Linked DNA regions of Mus musculus: region 2 is linked to region 1. A link is a loop called in an ENCODE intact Hi-C map of the cell type or tissue named here. Cell type or tissue: heart. All regions are shown on one strand. Links, peaks and the distances in the headings refer to the core of each region. The heading gives the core; the rest is flanking DNA. Region 1 holds the start of Gm33712 (a long non-coding RNA gene). Region 2 holds the start of Trim62 (tripartite motif-containing 62).

Region 1 (2,500 bases), core at 1-2,500:
AGAGGGGAATGTAACTGCCAAGTGGAGATTAGCAGGCTACATCTCAGAGCGGAAGTGGCATTGCTACAAAGCAGGGGTTGGCAAGCCATAGCCCTCAGGCTATGCCTATTAACTCGCCAATGTTTGTACATTACAAATGCAATGATCAAAATAGTATTTCATGATGTGTGAAAAATACATGGGATTCAGATGTCAGCGTTCACAGTGAAGGTCTGTGGGAACACAGCCACGCTCACATATCCATTATGGCAGCTCTCAGATTCAGCAACAGTGTGCACTGGAAGAGCTGGGACACCCAGCTTAGGCTAGTTCCTTCCTATATGGCTCCTTTCTGAAGAAGTTTGCCAACTGCTGGTCTCTCGACCTTGAAGGATGGGTAAGACTTGGGCTTGTAAAGCCAGGGACAGAGCTTTCCTGGCAGGACAGTGGAAGTTAATTAAGGTGGAGGGCAGAAGAGTGGGCAAGGGCGTGACAGAAGGTGAGTATTTGGTTGCTTATCATCTTCCTATTGAAAACGAAATGTCAGTGTGTGAGAATGAGCAATGTGAATTTTACTGCAAAGAAGGTTTGAAAGTTTGGAAAGTAAAGGGGAAAGGAGAAATGGGGAACGAGGAAGAGAGAGAAGTAAGCCTGCAGGAAGTAGAAAAATGTGGACAAAGTGAAGTTGGGGGTGGGCAGCCTGGTAGAGGCCTGTATGAATGAAGATAATGAACAGATGGGAAAATACTGATACTAGAGAGCAGTCAGGAATTGAGTGATGGGAGTCACTGTGTCCATCCAACAGCTGTTTGAGGATGGTACTACTCTCGTGTCCCTGTACCCCCAGCGCTCCTAGCCTGCTTACTTCGGGAAGGTACTTCGCCAGGACAGTTCAAGCTACAACAGTGTGTTTGGGAAAGAAAACTAACATTTATTGGGCTCCCACTGTGCACCAGGCACTGCAAGCAATTTGTAAATCAGTTAACCCTCACATTAAACCTGGCGGTAGGGATTACGCCTTTTATGGAGGTAGGACTGGGTCCCTTTGGTCATTACTTCACCTCTGATCCTCGCTCCCAGTGGGGAGGATAATGATCACTTGGAGGGTTATTGTGGACAATAAGGGAGAGGGTGCGTGCACTTCGCCCTGACACGCACTAACCCTCAATCATTAAGACTCGCCTCCGAGACCCCACAGTGAGCCACCGGGGCGGGGGTCACAGGCCACGGGTCCCCGGGGGCGCCCCCCGAGCCGGACGCCTTCGAGCCTTCCGGAGGACGCGGGGCGGGGCTCGGGCGCACAAAGGAAGCGCGCGGGCCGCGTCGTCCGCCCCTCCGCCCCGCGCCGCCTAGCCCCGCCCTCGCCCCGCCCCGGCGGAGGCGGCCCGGGAGCCGGTCCGGACGCGCCGCATTGTCTCCGCGGCGCCGCAGCCCTTGAGCTCTCGCCGCAACCCGGCCGTCGCCTGCCGCCCTCCCGGCCCCGCGCCCCGCGCCTTGCGCCCTTTGTCCAGGCCGCCGGGCCCTGCGGTCGGATGCGCCGCGGCAGCCCCGGGCCCCGGCTCGGAGGCTCCCGGCGCGGAGGACGCGGCCCGCCCGGGCCCCCGCTCCAGGCGGCGCCGGGCCCAGGGGCTGCGTAGGCCCCGCCCGGTCAGGCCCGGCCGGGCCCCGGACAGGTCAGTGCTGCCGCGGGGAGGGATCTTGCCGTGCCAGGAACGGGCGCCGCCCTGGGCCTCGCGGAGGCCTGTGGGCCGCGCCGCAGAGCTCGGCCTCCGGGGAGGGCCCGAGCCGCCTCCGCTCCCGCTCGGGGCCTCTGGATCCCAGGGCCCCGCGGGGACTTGTATTGATGGGAAAGGACAAGTTGTTTTGTGCCTGTCCTCTTCCATTTTTAGGAGAGCGTTTTCTCGCCCTCCCGTGCCAAGCGAAGGTATGCTGCGTCTGAGGGCTCTTTACGTTAAATCCGGAATCTTTGAGCGTCTGTTTAAGTTGACGTCCAGAGAGGCAGGTAATGTGCACGGCCAGAATGCGAACTGGTGAAGTTGTCGCCAGAGCGCCTGAGCCCCGATTCCCGCGTCGGTTGCCAGTTTGTACCAGTAGTGAGACCCTCCTGCACCTTAACTGCCGAAGGTTTATCTAGCTTAATACTAACAGTTCCCATCAACTTTCCTTCCCTTTTGGCGCTGTCCGCTGAGCTCACTCTTATTCCTGCTTTACAAATCAATGACAGCTTTACCCTCCGACTTTTCCCATCCTTGATCCTTAATCCCTCCATTAGCATATTAGGCCCAGAGGATCTCTTGGGAAGTGAACTTCCGACCTAATCCTCCCGGCTGTCTGCAATTTTCCTAGGATGGCCTCACTTTAAACTATTCCATCTCCATTGCCTGTCTGTCTCAGCTTTCAGTTTCGGGTTTAGAAAGTAATGTCACTTTCACTATACCAGTGTAATGTTCACCGCACTGTCCTGGCCTTTCTCAGCCATTTGGCCCTGGGGCATTACTGGATAATCCAATTATCATTCACC
Region 2 (6,994 bases), core at 1,917-4,416, 160 kb after region 1:
ACATAGTTTTAGGTAGCAGTCTTAAAGAGAAAGTGACAATTTAAAAGTCTATTCATGTTTAGCACTGACGATTTTTTTTTTCCAGTTATCATTGGTCTACAGTTGGTACCTCGGGTCTTAGTTTCCAGGACACAGATTTTAACAGTAGGTGAACTTGCACATATGGAATCCACCAATAACAAGGCCCACTTAAATCTTTAGTTTTCTTATTACAAAGAAAGTAGAGCTACACAGCGTGAAAGATAAAAACCCCTCGAAATTCCAGCTCACAGCTGCACACACTTAGAATTGCTGCGTGACTCTGCAGAACTTTTGGTCTGAAATTCATGTATAATTAATTCTACATGTGCCCGTGTCTAAGTGTTGGTGTATAGTTTTGTTGTTTTTTTTTTTTTTTCACTCAACAGTATTTCTTGGAGAGCCCCCTCTTCCCCTCCTAAAAATCCTGATGTTACTTCTTAGATTAGTAAGTGGTTCTCAGAAACAAGTGGCTGACATGGTAATCAGGATTTCTGCCTCAGCTCTGACCATTCATTCACATCCGTGTCGGTGAATGTGGGGGGAGGGGCGGGGGGGCGGGGCAATCCCACACCACACAGTCATTCAGGAGCCCAGGTTCCTTCCACACCTTTGCTCTGTTAGCTCCTTATTATTGAAGCCAAATCCCTGGCATATCTCTGTTCCAACTCAAGGGGACACAGCACATGGAAGAACAAAAATGCATTGCCTTAAAGCCTGTTTCTACTTACAGTCCACTGGGAAGAGCTTGGTTAGCAAAGCCACACTCTGCCGGAGCTGGGGAACCTAGTTTCTAGCAGAGCTGCTACTCTTTCAGGGGCTTCTTTACTATCAACACAGGAAGGTTTTTGATGGACAGCTTAGTGATTCTACTCTATTTCCGTTTTCTGTTCTTTAGTACTTTAGTACCCATCTTTGCAAAATTGGGATCATGATCTAAACTGGTGAGGACTGCTTTGGGACTCACATCCAACAATGCGCTGTGCAAGCATAAGACTGTCTTCTTGTTCTTCCAGCGTGTCTGCAAACTGCGTAGTGTATTTCAGATGCTAGTAAAAGACCTGCCTATATCAGTCAATATACAGTGAACATCAAAGCCTGTTTGATACATCACCCAGCCTTTTATTATTATCATTTTTTTTTCATTTCTCTCCAGTTGCTTCAATAATTTAGACTCTGCTCTGTTTGAAAAAAAATTGGGGGAATACGTGTTAATGTATCAGTCATGGTTCTTTAGGTTTCCAAATGACAATCTGCCACTATGAAACTTGCTTAAGCAATAAGATCTTACATATCTAAAAGTCCAGGCTCTGAACCAAAGTAAGTTTCCTCTTCCCCTCGGGCACTGGCTGCATGCTCAGACTAAGCACAACATGGCTACTCTAATGCCAAAGCATGCCTCCAGAAGGCTCCTCTCTCCTTAGTCTTTCTCTCTGTTTTTTTTGGTTTTTTTTTCCAAGTTAGACACCACCAATCCATTACCGACAAGAGGGATGCAACCATCATGATTTGGATCAAACAAAATTCTCTCCTGGAGCTGGGTGGGGTCTGCCTTCCCATGATCATATTGGAAAGAGTGTCACTTAAACAGAATCCAGGCTCTGGATGTAAGGAATAGCTGTCACATGAGCAGCCAGCCTGTCTCTTGTGAAACAGGAGCCGGGTGAGGGTGATGGAGGGCGTGTTCACAGAATGAAGCATTTCTTTCTTAAATTCTACTTCAATGAAGTTTAACCCCGGTGAAGACACTGGTGGAAGAGGCCGGTGCTGGGGAGCCACCCTGATGCAGAGTTATGTCCTCTGGATGAAACAAGTGTTCCAGAAGGAAAGCGCCTAAGACTCTAGGAGGCATCACAAAGGCTCAAGAACCTTAGGCAGTTACAGGATGCACGGAGCCCCTCCCCTAAGGAGAAGGGACCGTCAGGCCTGCAGAGCTGCCTGCAAGCAGAGCAGGGAATCCTACGGATGTGACTTTCATGACTTGTCACCCATGCTGGGGTGGGATCCTTTGAGTCACCCATGTTCCTTTAACTAACCCCAATAAACCGACTGGTTCACTATGCCCTGTCTGGAATGAATATACCTTTGTTCATGTCACCACAGGAAAAGTTATGCAACACACTCTCAATACCTCCTCCCCATCACCCCCTTTATCCACCACTAATTGTCATGGTGCTTTTTTTTTTTCCTGATGGTCTTATCCTGACAGACAATCACGGTGCAAACTGACCTCTTGCAGGTCCTGAGACAGCAACCACCTCCCTGGGGCCAGCCTTTCCTTCCTCCTGCAGGCCTCGGCTTTGCCACAGTTGCTCACCCGTGCCTAGCACTGCATGCATGCAAAGGGTCCCCCTCCTTCACTGTACTGATGATGTAGTGTGTATCTTGCACACCAAGAAACCCAAACCAAGGCAGGCCATTTTTCTGCTCGAAAGCCCAACACCTTCAAGAAATTCTTCTCTAAGATGCCCATGCCTTTCACCTTCCCCAAACTTCTTCCTTATCCCACTCTCAACAGAACAGAACAGAACAGAACAGCATGCAGGTCTCCATGTGCCCCCCCCCACTCATGCTTCTGTTCTCCCTGTCTCTGTCTGTCTCTCTGTCTGTCTGTCTCTCTCTTTCACCTTCTTAGAAATCCCTTTCCTCCCCTCCATCTGGCAGAGATGACAAGGTCTCCCATTATACTTTTTTTCTTACTCCAACTTCTTATACACACACACACACACACACACACACACACTCACACACATGCTCACACAGCAATGCAGAAACATCCGATGAATGGAAAGAACCTTTGAGCTAGACGTTAGGCAGGGTTCTCTCCACAATCTTCTACTAAGAGCCCTCCTTAGAAAGGGAAGAGGAAATAGAACCTAAAGGTTTAGGAGAATGGCGACTTTGAACTTAGCCCATGCCAACAGGGCAAGTCTCTAATTTTATCACTACAATCTATGCAAACATTATATATTCTATGCAGACTACAGAGCACCGTCTTGTCTTAATACTCAGTTATTATTGCCCTTAGTTCTTCAAATTGATCATCCGGAGAGATGTTCCTTAGGTGCTATCTTCTCACTTTTTCTTCATTAGCTGTCCTCTCGCCCCCTGCCGCCAGGACCCTAAACAAACCTGACAGCTGTGCAGACCCAGAAGAAACAGCTGTTTTTCCCGTCCCTGGGGGTCAGGAGCACAGTGGCAGCGAGGCGGGGTCTGGAGGCCCCTCCCCTCCCCCCGCCCGCCGCGGGGGCGGAGCGGCTCGGGTCCCGCCCGCGGGGGCGGAGAGGGAGCCTGGGCGCCGGGCAGTTCGGCTCGGCTGGTTCCGGGTTGAGAGGCTGCGCTGGACCGAAGCGGTGGCCGCTGAGCTGGTGCGGGTAAGGGGCCGCGCGGGGCCGGGATCTGCGGCCAGGGTCGGGCAGCTGAGTGGGCCGGCACCCCTCCTCTGCTCTGCCGGGCAAAGCCGCGGTGCGGCTGGGTCTGGCTGCTCTGTCCCGCAGAATTCCCCATCCCCAGCTCGACCCCCTCTCAAAGCTTTTCGGGTCCCGGGATTCCGCCCCTCTTCGGGATCTCCTCCTCGCAGCATCTATCCCTTGGGAGTGTCTGGTCCTCTAGATCCTCCTCGCCTGGAGCCCCTTCCTTGGGACGCCCTCGGCCTCTCTCCTCCAGCGCCCATCGCTGGTGGCCACCTAGGACCTCGAAACCGAGCTCCGGTGCTCGCATCCCGGGTGGCACCCACTCGGCACCGAGCCCTCGCGCCTCCGGCGTCGCAGACAGCTCCCCCCGCGCTCCCCGGCGCCTGTCGCCCGTGCCCCCGTGGGCCTGGCCCCCGGGTACCGCCCCCAATCGCGCCGCGCCGGCCGCCGGCCTCCCGGGCTCCGCTTCGCGCCGCCCCTGGCGCCATGGCGTGCAGCCTCAAGGACGAGCTGCTGTGCTCCATCTGCCTGAGCATCTACCAGGACCCGGTGAGCCTGGGCTGCGAGCACTACTTCTGCCGCCGCTGCATCACCGAGCACTGGGTGCGGCAGGAGGCTCAGGGCGCCCGCGACTGCCCGGAGTGCCGGCGCACGTTCGCCGAGCCCGCGCTCGCGCCCAGCCTCAAGCTGGCCAACATCGTGGAGCGCTACAGCGCCTTCCCGCTGGACGCCATCCTCAACGCGCGCCGAGCCGCGCGACCCTGCCAGGCTCACGACAAGGTCAAGCTCTTCTGCCTCACGGACCGCGCACTGCTCTGCTTCTTCTGTGATGAGCCCGCGCTGCACGAGCAACACCAGGTCACTGGCATCGACGATGCCTTCGAGGAGTTGCAGGTGCGAGGCGGACAGGCGGGGCTGTAGGTGGGGTCAGGGTTCCAATAGGGGCAAGGGCCACAGGCCGGCTTAATGCCAAAGGGGCGTGGCTCCTGTGAGGGGCGGGGCAGGGGCGGGTCCCTTGAGCATCACTGTGTCAAATGGGCTTGAGAGAGATCTGGATGGGAGACAGGTCGAGGTGGGATAGGATGATGGAGAGAGGAAGCTACAGCTGGACCAGATGCTGGCTGAGGCTGAGACAGAATGGGAGACAGCAGCTCCTTCTGGACTTTTGGGCAAAGGAAGGACCACTATCAAAGCTAACCTGGGAGTCGAAGTGGGGTGTGTGGGAGGGGTGAGCTACTCTAAATGCAGCTACAGAATTCTGGAATGTTTGGGGCATTGTGGGATGCGGCTTGCTGCTCCAGGTGTTCATTGAGATCTAGAGTGAGGCCTGGGCCTCGGTTGGATGATGAAAGTGAGAGTTAAGCTTAAGACGTGCAAATTGTTCAGAGGGCAGGTTTGGGTGCCAAGATTAGATCAAGGTATGTGAGGTGAGAGTCTAAGGTCGGCCTCAAGTTCAGATATGACAAGAACCTTTTTTTTAAAATTTAAACCAGAGTAGGGGCCAATTGAGAGTGGAACCAGGAATTAAAGATTCAAGATTTGGAGAATTAGACAAGATTTGGAGGAGGGGAAGACAAGCTTCTAGGAATTCCCAAGGCCTGGTGATGACCCCTCTTGTCTTCTACATCCGAATCTTTGAGTACTCAATTGGACATAGCCCTTAACTGCAGCTAGTCTCCCCTAAACCTTTCCGTTGTCATTGACAAGAGGGCAAGACCCTGGTCAGTGTGTTTAATACTCTAAGACCCCACCCAAACATTTTCCTTTCCTCAAGCTCCATTGTCGTGTGTGTGTGTGTGTGTGTGTGTGTGTGTGTGTTTGTATAGAGAGAAAGAAATATAGGTAGATACACGTGCTGAGAACTACATTTTCCTGGATGTCTTCTATCAATAAGATAGTATTGATATCAATAATCAATTATTTTATTGTCTGTGTGCAAGTATCTTGCCTGCATGTGCACCATGTGCATGCGCACCAAGAGGCCAGAGGAGGGCATCAGATCCTGTGGACCTGGAGTTACACACGATTGTGAGTCACCACCGTGGGTGCTGGGAATCAAACCCAGGCCCTCAGCAAGAGCTCTTAGCTGCTGAGGACGGTGATGTTGCCGCCTCAGGGGTGGGACTCTAAGGAGAAGCATTCCACGATCCGCTTTAATCGGATAATGCAGCATATCTTCCAAATCCTCCCCACTAGAGGATTCTCAGTAACACAGTCACCTGGTGGAATTCTGTTACACAATCTTGGTGGGAGGATACCCACTAAAGCCTATTTAATGATGCTCAAGCGTCTTTGACTTCTTTTCTCAAGCTGAGCAGTTTCAGCCCAGCCAGTCTCTTCCCTGGCTTTGGGATACCAGTCATAGACAATACCTCAAGGTAGCAACAGCTTTTTCCCTGGCATGTTTATTGTCCCCAAACTGGCACAGGCTTAGCCCACAGGACCTATCAATAAAACTTGAATGAATGAATGAATGAATGAATGACCAAACTTGGTCTAAGTTCACCCCAGCTGGAGGATTCCAAAGTGGAAGATGTTTTTCATATATATATAAAAAAAAAAGAATAAGAAATAGAGTCACTAACCTGTGAGTGGTGAGTTCTATGTCCCTCAAGATATTTAATCAGGAATTTAAATACCTACTCTCCTGCCTGGACTTTGATGAGGCTGCCCTGGGAAGACCTTATCTGAAGTGTGTAGGGTGGGAGCATCAGCAGTTCCTATTGCCATCCTTCCTCCTCCCAAGATCTTTCCAGAACCCCTGTACCCTGCTGGCTAGCCTCATCTCTCTCACCTGAGGAAGAGACTTGCCTCAATGAACCCCTTTGGACTTAGGCAGGTGCTGGCAGAGAAACTTGCCTCCCTTTCGGGAGGCTATGCTGAGAGGTGGGGTTCAGGCCACACTCCACCCCCTTCTGCCTCTCCTAGGCTCATTAGCTGCTGGGGATGGGGCAACCTCCACCCTCAAGGTCTGCTCATCCCTCTAGCAGCGCTGGTGGCTGCTGGAGCCTGTGCTGAGGCCCCTATCCTGGGGAATGACGGAGACGCTGCCAAAGCCTTGGAGATCATCTGGTACAGAGCACACTTGACAGATGGAGAACCGGTAGAGTGGGGGAGGGGACTTGCCCCGGGGTCTTGAAGGCAGAGGAGTCCAGGCTCATACACATCTGGGGTCTCCAGGCCCCCTACCCAGAATTAGGCCTGCAGCTTTTACCTTTATTCCAAAGCTTGGAGGCTACAGAGTGCAGAGATTAGTAGTAGCTTTGTCTTCATCAGCAGGCTGTTCCACCCTGGCCCTGCCATCTGCTGGCTGTGTGACCTTAGGGAAATGACTTGCTACCTCTGAGCCTCTGGCCCCTTGACCTGCTGCGCAGAACTGCTCTGTGCCATAGATGCTGGAGGGCAGGGGCTCTGCACCCTGGTGTGCTGCGTGAGTTCAGCAGTCAAATCATCTCAGTAGTCTGAGTCTCCTCGTGTCACCAATTACATTTCCAGGGAAGGTGATGTAAGGGTTAATAGTTCTTGATCCAAAGCGCCGAGGAGAACTGTGGCTGGCACAGTCA

The links. Peaks named below come from ENCODE experiments on the same cell type or tissue, not always from the same donor. Only the 100,000 strongest peaks of a DNase experiment are listed, where the experiment ranks them.
Region 2: it touches region 1 in a loop (6-fold over the local background); 1 of 42 quality-filtered maps calls a loop at or near these places.

What each region holds. Positions count from the first base shown.
Region 1 is chr4:128,726,219-128,728,718 of GRCm38, forward strand. All of the region lies in intron 9 of Phc2 (polyhomeotic 2), which reads left to right. Gm33712 (a long non-coding RNA gene) reads right to left here and starts at 1,317. Exons shown (of 3, transcript XR_003955114.1): 1 at 1,041-1,317. In heart, for the core only: a CTCF peak has its summit at 1,136; DNase peaks (open chromatin) are centred at 1,323 and 1,663; H3K4me3 peaks cover 1,831 bases; H3K27ac peaks cover 2,316 bases.
Region 2 is chr4:128,880,253-128,887,246 of GRCm38, forward strand. It overlaps Trim62 (tripartite motif-containing 62), which reads left to right and starts at 3,792. Exons shown (of 5, transcript NM_178110.3): 1 at 3,792-4,325. The coding sequence starts at 3,918. Gm33760 (a long non-coding RNA gene) reads left to right here. Exons shown (of 3, transcript XR_003955115.1): 3 at 1,748-2,080. In heart, for the core only: a CTCF peak has its summit at 3,167; DNase peaks (open chromatin) are centred at 3,279, 3,889 and 4,389; H3K4me3 peaks cover 1,576 bases; H3K27ac peaks cover 1,225 bases.